Linked DNA regions of Homo sapiens: region 2 is linked to region 1. Evidence: chromatin contacts called from ENCODE Hi-C or POLR2A ChIA-PET data. All regions are on one chromosome and are shown on one strand. Each heading gives the region's core, a stretch centred on a gene start or an enhancer-like site at or near the end of the contact. The rest is flanking DNA. Distances are from core to core; before and after follow the strand shown.

What was found. A loop is a pair of places that touch in the nucleus more often than their neighbours do. ChIA-PET counts read pairs that join two places held with the same protein, here RNA polymerase II (POLR2A). Pooled maps may share reads with other maps.
Region 2: a loop to region 1 is called in a map of chondrocyte, with 2.0 times the contacts of the local background. The contact joins the promoter of PRICKLE2-DT here to the enhancer-like site in region 1. A Hi-C loop is called at or near these places in 1 of 168 maps with a recorded cell type or tissue (chondrocyte), 1 of 37 single-sample maps with no recorded cell type and 1 of 50 pooled maps. POLR2A ChIA-PET finds 5 or more read pairs at or near these places in 1 of 52 experiments (AG04450).

The regions. Positions count from the first base shown.
Region 1 is chr3:64,352,446-64,358,441 of GRCh38, forward strand. No RefSeq gene overlaps it. Among named protein-coding and RNA genes, the nearest start is that of PRICKLE2-DT, 90 kb to the right of the region's middle. Within about 2 kb of position 3,211, at least 7 of the 41 ENCODE cell types and tissues checked have a DNase peak (open chromatin) inside an H3K27ac peak, as active enhancers do.
Region 2 is chr3:64,442,293-64,448,153 of GRCh38, forward strand. PRICKLE2-DT (PRICKLE2 divergent transcript) reads left to right here and starts at 2,965. Exons shown (of 4, transcript NR_183714.1): 1 at 2,965-3,115.

The DNA.
Region 1 (5,996 bases), core at 1,961-4,460:
TCTCCAAGATCAGGCATGCCTACCAGTGGGGAAGTCTCGGTTAGACCAGCCCATTCCACCTCTACTTTCAGCTCTCTATGCAACACCCCTATGGATGGACATCCAATGTTCAAAGCCAATGGTTGTGGGGACCTGGCAGTCCTGTTCGTAAGTCCTAGATGGATATTCTTAAAAAGCGGAACTGGTGGGAAGCAGTTTTACAAGCAGGAATGGGTGTGTCTGTTGCTTATTGCTGAGCACAGAGGTCCTACAACATCTGAGAGCTCTGTGGGGTTCTAAGGAAGTCACAAATACTCAGCACAATCTCCAAAGCCACATAGGTGATGCCAGGCTCAAGTGCCAAGACTGAAAAATTATGAAAAGAACAGTATGTCTCTCTGTTGCCAGGTGGCACTTAAAACACTGGGATGTGGTTTGCATGAGACACTCTCTGGCATGGAATCTTTTCTTTCTTTTCAGCACAACATAGAACCGGGGCTAAAAAGGCCTAAGACATTGTTAAATTAGGTTATTCCTGCTCCTTCTCTCTTTATATCATGTTCTTATTACTCTAAAATAACTTCTTTTATTACTCCAAAATAACTTCTCTAATTATATGTCAATGCATAAAACTCAGAAAAAATACCAAAGACAGAGAACTAAATCACAGAAAAATCATCCATAATCCCACTACCCCTGCATCCCCTGTCTTAAGATTTTAGTTGATATATTTTTCTATTAATTTTTCCAGAAACATGTTAAAACAAAGAATGGTTTCAAATGGCACCTACTGTTGTATAGGCTAGGTTTCCCCCGCTTAGCAACGTATCATAAACTCAGATTCTTTTCAGTGCCTTGCCATAGTTTCTTTAGGTTCTTAAAGTAATCCTATGACATATACAGATTAGAAAACTGAAACCAAGTGTAAAGTAAACAGGCTGAGGAAATAAGCGAGTTTGGTGGCAGAGTTAAGACTAGACTCACGTTCCCATGTCAAACTCTACCTTTAATTTACCAACAACCAGAATCAGCCCTTTCTGGTAAGGGGCCAGGAAGAAAATGTTTTAGGCTTTGCAAGCTGTACAACATCTGTTGCAAACTACAGTCATGAGCTGCATAAACGCCATTTCGGATGACAGTTCACATGTTCAGTAGTGGTCTCATGAGATCATAATACCATGTTTTTACTGTACTTTTTCTATGTTTAATACACAAATACCATTTTGTTACAATTGGGGTTGGCATATATTTGCAAAGTAAGAGGCTACAACACTAACTTATTTTATCCTTATAACAATCCTTATAACAATCTCAAGGGAGACTTAAATTATTTTCCTCATTTTACAGATGTAGAAACTGAGACTCAGAGGGTTAAGAAACTTGCTGTTGTCACAAAGCTATTAAGTATAGAGCTGAGATGTGACCTCAGATAGCCTAACTACAGAATTTATATTCAAATCCCTAGCCTCTCCTGCTTTCTACAAACACGGCACAGATGTATAATCTGAGAGTCACCTATGAATAGGTATTTATTACTACCTCCATACTGATGAAAATAATGGAACTATAATCCCAATAAGTCAAACGTGAAAGATTATCTAAGCTATGCCTAGACATATGCCTATAACACATTGAAGGATGTGTCAGAGAGATAGGCTCCTTTCTGAAAGTAAACATATTTACCTGACCCAAATAAATAAGACTTGGAAAATCATAATTTTATAAAACGAAATCCATAAGATAGAATTCAAATATGTTTGGGGTTATTCCGTTTTTTTAAAAAAGTACTGCCCTAGCTTCTAGCACAACAGAAGAGCTTTGGCATGACCAGAGGAATATGTAAAGGAATTCATAATTTAATGAATGACTTTGGGGTGCTGACCACACGAAGCAAAGATGGGCTGAAAGAAGAAAGAAGAACACAGACAGCCGTTTGCAGAGTTCCTCCAGACCTGTGGCTGGGTGCTTCATGCCTCTGTCTATCACAACAATCAAAGAATCAAAGAATGCCTGATGACTCATTATTACAACCAACACTCAAAACCCTACAGCCATCTGAAATTTTTGTTCAGTCGTGCAGAGACCACCTCTGCGTTCTTCGCTAAGGATAGCCCCATCAGATACATGTATCTAACCATTTATTGATAATTCACATATGCTAGGCAACTGGCTAAGTGCTTTACAAAAATGCTCACAACTCTGTGAGTTAGGCATTACTATTCCATTTTACTGATGGGAAAACTGAGGCTCGGAAATGTTCATTAATTTGCTCAAGGTCACACAGCTCATAAGTAGCAGAGCCAAAACTTGAATCCAATTTTCTCTAATTCCAAATTCTGTCTTTTTACAGTGCCTTAGGAATCAAGCCACACATGGCCAAAAGCTCCCATGATATATCAGCAGCAACGTCTGGCCACATGAGTTATAGATCCAAATAAAACCCTTAATCACAAAGGGTTGGCATTACCTTTGTGTGTGTCTAAGTTTCAAGATCTTTAGTCATCACAAAGACAAAAGTAACAGTGGCTTAAGGAAGAGAAAGCTAATTTCTTTCCTGTGTACCAGCTGAGTATATGCAGACCAGGGCTGATTTGGAAATTGCACAGTTTCAGGAACCCAGCCTCCTTCATCCCGAGTGCACCACACCAGTACAGTGTTACCATCATCGACAGGTCAATGGTGGCTCCCTAGCACCATAGCCACATTCCAGCTGCTGGGAAAAGGGAGAGAAAGGAGGCGGGGGGGACTTGCTTCTCCTTCTGAGTGCAGGAGCCAGTAACTTCAGTTATCCACCCTTGAGAACTGACGGACGAAGCCTGCCTAGTTACAAGGGAGGCTGGGAAATGCAGTCTTTATCCTGTGCCCTCCTAAATTTCAGCATAAAACAAGATAGGAAGAAAGGATATTGGAAAAAGATAACCAGTGTGTGGCACAGTGGGGTAAGAAATAAGGTCCTCAAGACCTTATCGTGACGCACAAAAAGAGAATTCGTTCTGCTACTTTCTCTTGCTGAGTGCCTTCTTTCCAGCAGCCCAGGGCACAAAGAGGAAGGAAATAGTAAGAGTGACAGAGAACACTCAAAGGATTGCAGAGTAAAAGATATGAAAGTCACAAGAGAAGGGACAGAACGGGGTTCCACTGTTTAACCTCCTACTTCCAAGTAACAACACTGGACACCAATCTCCTGCACAGAAGTGGGATGTACAGAGTTAACAGGATGATGACTTAGAAGGAAGTGAACCCTTTTGAAGGTGGAGGGGAGGGGCTCTCACTCAGAGCAGCCAGAGCTGAACTGGGCCTACTGCTATCCCAGGCTCTGCACAGGATTTCAGCCCGAAGCCAGTTCACTGGGGTCACTGGCCTTATTTCCAAATGCCATCACTATGATATTGCTCACAAGTAATTCCTTCTTTCTAAGCACAGGCAGTTACTCCTGCTCTTACTTTCAATAGAAGGGAAAAGTCACCTACCGTAGAGCACTATTTTCTCAAATGTTCAAAAGATTTTCAAGAAATATTAGGAGGTGGTCAGGTCAGGATTGAGAGAAATTTCAAAAAGGGTTTCTTGGGGAATCCCATAAAGAGAAAAACAATAGCTATAATAAGGTGTGTTATTTCAACGTGCCAGGCAGCATGTTAAAGTAACACAGATAATCATTATATAAACACATATATTAATGAGTACATATATGTATATATGTACTTTTCTACTCAAATATACTTTCCTACTCACACAACTCCATTTTACCAAAAACAAAAGCAAAACAAAAAACTGAGGCCCAGAGAAGTTGTGCAGGTATCCCAAAAATGCACAGCTAGTACATGTAAGAGCCAGGGTTTGAACTGAGGCTTCTCAGGCCCTAAAAATATTAAGCAATTCTAACACCTACATACACTGCTACCACTACACCCTCCCCAGCATTGCCATACTAGTCATGGTCCCTTGAGAAATAGAAACTATTTAAATACAGGGGGACCACAGTCTGCATATCAGAGGTTCTAAGAAATTGCACTAAATTCAAAGTTTTTATAAAAGAATAATAACTTAAATGAGCTCATCATTTTAAGGATATTCTGGTAAAGCCTTTTGCAAATATGAGAATACTTTTGCACAGTGTGTACCTGATAAAGTTTTGCACATTTTTTATTTTCAGACATGGTATTCAGTTACTTTTAAAGGGGGAATAGGGGAAAGGAGGAGTTATTTACATGTGTAGCACCTTCAATTCTATTGTCACTGTGGTTGCATTGTAATCATTCAGGAACTGACTGTACCATTTTTCTCACTATCCAAAAGGTTGAATTTTTCTTTCAAACTGAGAACTAACATTAATAAGGGAGGCAAGTCAGAGGCAAATGTTCCTGAAGGGGGCAACAGCTACTGAGCTCCAACCAGCCTTGCAGTGCTGTGGTCCCAATGTGAAACTGCCAATTTCTAAACATTAGCAACTGACTCCATTCTTTAAGAAAATTTCTATGGGTCAAACAAACACATTTGCAGGAGTATTGTTGTCTGTAACCGCCATTTTGGTACCATTGTTTGAGTTAACCAAGGCTTAGGTATTTTGTGAATTCCATTGATTCTGGTAGGAAAACAGTAGAGAGAAAGAATACAGATGACGATTCAATACACAGATCTTAGAGTACACTAGAGCTGGACTCTACTCTTGGCTCTAACACTTACTAGTGATGTGACTTTCCAAGACTTCTTCACCTCTTTAGAGCTCCATAATATGGGTATAATGATATACCTACCTCACAGGACCTCTGAGAGGATGAATGTTGACAAGGCATGACATTTAATTTACCATAGTCCATGTTGTAAATATCCTTATTTTGACCTCCAACTATTTGTGGAGCTATTAAAACCTCTTGCAAATATCTAAAAAAAGATCATCTTGAGGTGACTCTGCTTATTCAGGCACCCAACCACAGTTCATGGAAGTCTTACTTATACCAGAAGAAACATGTTAACTCCAGGGCTACTGGCAGAATAAGGCTTGTTTCCTTCTCTTGCAAAGTTGAGAAGATCTCCAGATAACTCATATTGGGCCACAAAATCACTGGAAGAAGCTTGAAGATCACTTTCCAAACCCTTTACATTATAGATGAGAAAACTGAGGCCAAAGCAGCTGAGGGTCACCCAAGGTTAGAACAAGGCCCACATCCCAAATGCACATTTACAGAAACAAGCTCTTTTCATGTGACAGTGATTTCCCCAGGTCCCAGCCAGGTGACATCTACAATCTACAAAATCATGAACTCACCTAACTTTCAGTTTCCAAACCATACTTGTCCAGCAGATCCAAAACAACCACCTGAAACCAGGGTGTGACATTGACAGTTCACTGGAAAAGCACTTTCTTGTTTTTGTCTGTCCATTTTCTTCCCTCTCTTCCTCTCTCTTTCCCCCCAACCCCTTCTTTCTCTCTTTCTCCTTGTCTCCTGCCCTCTCTCTCTCCTTCTTTTCCATCCTTCCTTCCTCTGTTCTTCCCTTGTTTTAAAAATATGTGACCTCACTCCCCAATATAAAACTCATGTGCATAGCCAGTTTTAGCAAATTTGGGGTGTGTGTGTGTGTGTGTGTGTGTGTGTGTGTGTGTGTATACTCACCATGTTTGGAAAATGAATTCCTAGAAATAGAAGGGCTAACTAAGCCACTTATACGGGATCCTTATAGCCCAGGACTTATGGAGATAAAGTTCTGCATCAGCACGCTGGCAACCCTCCTCTGTGTATTCTAAGCCCTCAAAGCCATGTCATTTCTCTAGCTATATTTTCTCATACCCTCCACTTACTTTTCTACACAATGGTTAGTTAATTCTTCCAGCTGTGATGTTTGTGGTGCCCGCAGGATGCTAGGTGACTTGCACCACAGCCCTATCACCACAGCCCTATCACCAGTTGATTTTCATGCTGTTTTCCTGGCCACTTCCTAAAGAGCAGTTTCCTGTGAATTTTGCATTTTTTACATCTATTGTTTATAGATTTCCTTGGCATCTTCACGGCACCTTTAGC
Region 2 (5,861 bases), core at 1,715-4,214, 90 kb after region 1:
GGGTCAGACGAAAGGCAGCATTTGGCCTCTGTGTCAGGCCTGCCTTTTCTTCCTACCCAGGCCCAACTCTCTCTCCCAGGGGCTCATGCTTGCCCCAGTGAGAGGGGTGTAAAGTGGGTTTCAAACTGCCAAAAAGAAGACCGTGCTGTGTAACCCAGAAATAGTTGTCTCTCTTCTCCGAAAGGTCACCCAAAAGTATGCCCATGGGGAAAAGGAGGGGATAAGAGCAAGCAGCTGCTGCCTTCCCAGCAATGGCTGGAAGTGCCATAAAAACCCTATTCATGGAGCCAAAGTGGTCTTTCTGCTGGGGTAGGGCAATTGCTTCAGTATGAAAATCTGTAAAGCCTGTTGAAATGGTCTCTTTCCAAAAGAATAGTTCCATAATGGGCTGAAAATAAAACACTTGTTTTCCCTTTGCAAAATCAGCTAGATTAAAACAGCTTAAAATTCTTCAAAAGGCTGTGATCATGAAGGTCTAGAGTGGCCCTGGACCCCTAGGATCCCCAGATACACTAGTTATGTCCCCTCCTGAGCAGTGGTTGAGGGGATGCTAAAAATCATTAACAAAATTAGCAAATATTTATGATATGCCTGGGACTGGACAAAGCATGTGTTTTTCAAGATCTCATTTAATCTCTACAATCATGCTCTGCATTAAATGCCATTATTATGCCCACTTAACAGTAGGGAAACTGGGAACTAGGGAGAGTAGTGACAGACAGGTGATCAGGGATCACACAGTGAAGGAGAGAAGTCAGGCTACACACCCACCCTGCGCCACTGCCCCACAAAGCCCCTGTTCAGAAGTTGACCCAAGGGCTGCAGAGTAGGGGAGGAAAGGAAAGTTGGAAATCACTTACTCTGCTGTTCATTACTCTGCCTCTCCCACCCCCACTAGAGCACAAGATGCATCAGAAAGGAAGCACTCAGTAGTTTTGTCATGCTGGATTTGGTTTACAAAATAAGGCTTCTACACCTATTCTCATTTTTTCACCCAGGTTCATATTTGGGACAAACAAGGGGCTGGGCTACAGCACACCTATTTGGGCTACCACATCGGTACCACTGATGAATGTCTATGTCTGCCAATTACATATTTATAAGGTCGCCCGCCTTGACTCTGACACAGAAGTTATTAAATGCTCGGGAGCCATAAGGGTTGCGCTCAGTGCCCTGAAACAAAGGCAAAGAGGCTGCCAGACCCATCTGAAGCAGGAACAAAAGCATTTAATTTCTGAAGGAGCTGGTTGGGAGTTTTCTTATAACTGGGTGCCCAGCACACATTACAAATGGGGAAAAGTAGAGATGCACTAATGCGGTGGGGGTGGGGGGCGGGGGGCGGGGTGTGGAATCAAAGCAGGCTTTTCTGCCTAGCATCCAGAAAAAGCCCTCTTCATAAGCAGCTTGAGTGGTGGAGAAAGGGGGAAAGATGCGCTAATCCAAGAGAGAATGTGTTATGATATTGCACAATTTTCTCCTGTCACCAGTTTTTCCTTTTTATGAAGACGCCAGGGAGGATTCACCTTTTGCTTGAAACCAGCAAACTGACAGCTTGTAAGCCTGCACCCCAACTTTTCCCAACCAGAGCCCCAGCAGCCAGATGCATTGGGAGGGCAACCAGCTCCCTTGTCTCCCAAACGTAATCATTCCAATCCAAGCTGGGGCTGCCTGGAAGTCAACACTCAAGGCACATTTAATAAGAAACATCTGGCCGCCGCAGAGGGTTGACACGGCCCAGGCGGGCAGCAATGGATTTGCGGTTGGGACCCAGAGTTACAGGCGCTGAATTAAAAACACAACTGGAAAACACCAGCTAGTCCAGGGAATCCTACACATACAGCACTGTGGCACTTGGCAACACTGCCTTGCCCAGGGTGAATTGTTTTGGAGTGAGTTACCTAGACACATAGTGCCCGTGCTAGGGATCCACAGTTCTCACATCAGTGAAACGCAGCCTTGAGCCCGGCTCTCCTGCATCTCCCAGTGTCTGGCCACCACTTCCACCTCCAATATTTGTAGCAGATGTAGCTCCGCTCTTAAAGAAACAGCCTTTGCATTCTTTCCATGTGACTTACAAGTGAGATTTAAGGCGGAGGGGAATATATATATATCTATAGATATATATATGTATGTATATTACATATTGCATATTTTATCTTGCTGTAGTGTTGTGCATTTACGGCTTCCTACCTCCATTTATGCAAGGCGAACCCAGGGCACTGGTCACCACAGGCGTTACATGGCTGGCCTCGCTCTATCCGCCCCAGTCCGGTCAACTTCAAAACAAAAAGACAACACACGCATGTCTCCACCACGGGGTCTCCCTCCACAGCCCCACTCGTGTCCCTGGCAGGATGGCCTGCCCCTCCCACCCCACCTCCTGTGATTTGAGCCAACTGCTCCTCTTCTGTATGGGGGACACGGGGCGGGGCACTGCCAGTGCCCCAGGGGTGGTCTCCCGCCTGCTTGGGGAAGGGTGCGCGGACCCAGGCAGGTTGCCTCCGGCATGGGCACTACACCACCACGAAATGACCACGGCTGGGGCTTTGTCTCCCCCAGACACCTTGGTCACGGGTTTCTAAGAAACAAAAGCAAGACCCTTCAGTTCCCTGGAGTCCGCAAGAAGCGAGCATCGGGCGCCCGCCCTAGACCGGGCTGGTGCTCCCGGAAAGGGGGCAGCAGAGGACACCCCAAAAGACGGCCCTAAAGTCCCCGCTAGAGCTCCAAGTGGCTGGACGCTGGAGCTTTGGTGCTGGGATTCCGATTTGCCCGGAGGGAGGGGGCTTTCCAGGGATCCCCCAGACTGTGACCCTGAGGGCCACGGTTCGGGTCTCACTGTCGCCCAGCCGGGGGGTCGGAACTTAACCCCTCCCGCGCCTTGGAGCGCTCTCTCGCGCCCTGGACGCGCCCCGCCCGCGGGGCCGGCTTACCTGGGGCCACAGGTGCGCAGCCGCGGGGCGCAGTGGGGCTGCGCGCGGGCGCTCGCGGCCGGCTGGAGGTGCCCGGCGATCGGCCCCGCTCGAGCGGGGGACACTCACCGAGCGGCTGGAGAGTCTTTTCCGGGAGCTCCGGCTGAACATGGCCGGACGCCTCCTGCTCGCAGCGCCGTCCGTCGGTCCGTCCGCGCCGCGGCCGGGAGGGCGGGTAGCCTGGGCGGGCACCCTCGGCGGCCGCTGGCCTGGCTGTCTCCGCCTTGCAGTCCCCGGCTCGCTCCGGAGCGCACGCCTACCCCTCCTCCCTTCCCTCTGCCTCTCCCTCCACGCCCGCAGGTCCCTCCCTCTCTCCCGGCATCCCCCCGCCCTCCCGGGTTCGCCCCGCGGTCCACCGGCTCTTCCCATCCCTCCCCCGCACCCGGCTGGGGCCACTTTCTCCCTTTCCCTGGCTTCTAGGCCCACTGGGCACAACTCCCGGCGCTTACCTGGTCCCGCCCCTGAAGGCTCGTCCCTCACCCTTGTCCCCAGCCTAGGGGCAGGGACCGTTTCACACCCCCCTGCCGCTGTAGCTGGGGTAGGGGAGTGGAGATGGAAGGATGAGGGTTGAGTTTGTTTAAGGTATAATCCACATACAGTAAATTCACCCTTTCTTAGTGCACAGTTCTGCCAGTTTTGACAAATTCGTACAGACCTGTAACCACCACCACAATCAAGCTATAGAACGGCGCTCTCACCCCCGAAAATGGATTATTTTAAAAGTTTGTACCATGCCTAGAATCTAGTGTTCATTAGGTGTTGGGAGAGGAAGAGAAAGTGGAGGAGGAGGAGGAATTATGCCCCTATGTAATTGTACAATGCCTGGAATATAGTAGATGCTCATTAAGTAAGTGTTGATTCATTGCATTCAAGCTTTGAAGCCATTGCGCCTTTAGTGCCTTTTTTCCCATTACCTTTTCCATCACTTCCTAGTTGGTGATCTCCCCAAATTAACCTCTTTGTGCCTCTGTCTCCTTATCGATAATAATTTTTTTAAATGATGTAACAAGAGTCCTTATCTCACACCATTGTTGAGAGAGCTGAGTTGGGGCATGTTTAGTTATTATAACAGGCACAAACTCAGGCTCATTAAAGATTAGCTGTCATGGCCTGGCATGGCTCACGCCTGTAATCCCAACACTTTCAGAGGGGGAGGCAGGACAATCTCTTGAGGCCAGGAGCTCCAGACCAGCTTGGGCAATCTGACTAGACCCATCTCTATAAAAAGTAAAAAATTAGCCAGTCATGGTGGTGTGCACTTGTAGTCCTAGCTGCTTGGTAAGCTGAGGCAGGAGGATCGCTGAAGCTCAGGACTTTGAAGTTACAGTAAGCTATGATGGCCCCACTGCACTCCAGCCTGGGTGTTAGAGCAAGACCCTGTTTTTATAAAATAAATAAAAATAAAGATTAGCTGTCAAACGTAGTAAGTCTGAGAGGTTCAGGCCACATGCCGGCTTATCATTGATGTTTCTACTCAAATACCACCTTCCCTGAGAGAACTTTCCTCGCCCCCGCTGTAACATCTCTCGTACTAATATGATCTCGCACACACTAATATAATGTGTAGCATCCATTGAAGTGATCTTGTTTGCTTATTTATTTGTCCTCACCCAAACTCAAGTTGCACAACAGAAAGGACATTGTCTTCTTGGTCTCAGTTGCCCTAGAGCCTGTAGCAATGCTTGCCTCTAGTAGGTTCTCTATAAATATTTCTTGAAAGAAGACGTTCTTCCCATTGTCAAAAAAGATAACTGTCCAAACTTAGTGTTTTACAGATGAGACACTGAACTTTGATGAAGAAAAGGTGTTTGCCTGGAGTGGCACAGCAAATGAGTGGCAAGGCCAAACCACCTACACCCCAAATTCAAAAGAATAGGGGGCCACAACTCAGACACACCCAGTGTATCAGTGTCAGCTGATTGTCCTCATGCCTAGACAGTAAAGTTTGGTTTGGTTTCTGGGCCGGAATTAGGGTGAGGCAAAGAAGGCCTTTACTTTAGGAGCAAAATGTACTGGGATGCTAAGAAACTCAGTAACCAAGATAAACCATGTTTTTATTCAATATTCTAAAGAATCAAAGTTAACAGCAAAAAAAACTCCATGATGAACAGAATATCATTTTAAACAAAGACAGGATTCTACCCCATGCTTATATAACCCTGCCTCACTCACCTTATCTTAGTCCTGGCCCTGGTAAAAATGTTCCAAAAACTCAGGGACATTAAGGATAGACTTCCTTATATTGCTTTATCTAAGTTACTCACCACCAACTATCACCATTAGATGATATACCCCCAGAGGGTAAATGCCCCGGCTTTTCTATCTCTTCATTAGCCCAGGCTTAGCACAGCATCTGGCTCATTTCAGATGCTCAACAAACATTTGTTAAATAACTAAATCTAAGGCAGTAGATTAGGCAGGGGGAGGGGGAGGGGATGTTAGCAATCACAGCCCCAGGTTACAGTCAGTACCAGGGCTGGATGCTCACCTGGCTTTCTCAGCAGGGCACCACACACCCAGCTCTGTACTGCACGTGGCCTTGTATCCGGAGGAAAATGCCAGGAGGTTAGGGAAGTGCTCATATTGTGATTGTGGATATCGCCTATTAGTATTTTAATTATGAAAATTTTTAGCAAAGGTCAGTAACAAAATTAGTGCATTACAAGTTTCCAACAGATGGAGGGTGAATATCTTGAGGAAGTGTTGCCTTATTCAAATTCCCTCAAAGGAGCTACAAGAGCTAGGAGCAGGTGTCTTGCCTCAGATATGGCTGGTGGAGGGTGCAATGATAACAACATCATTGGGAGCATGTGTGGAGTGTTTCTGGCCTTTAACTTTTATTGTGTGGTCAAAGAGGAGATGCCAAGAAGATGTGAGTGGACTTTAAATGTT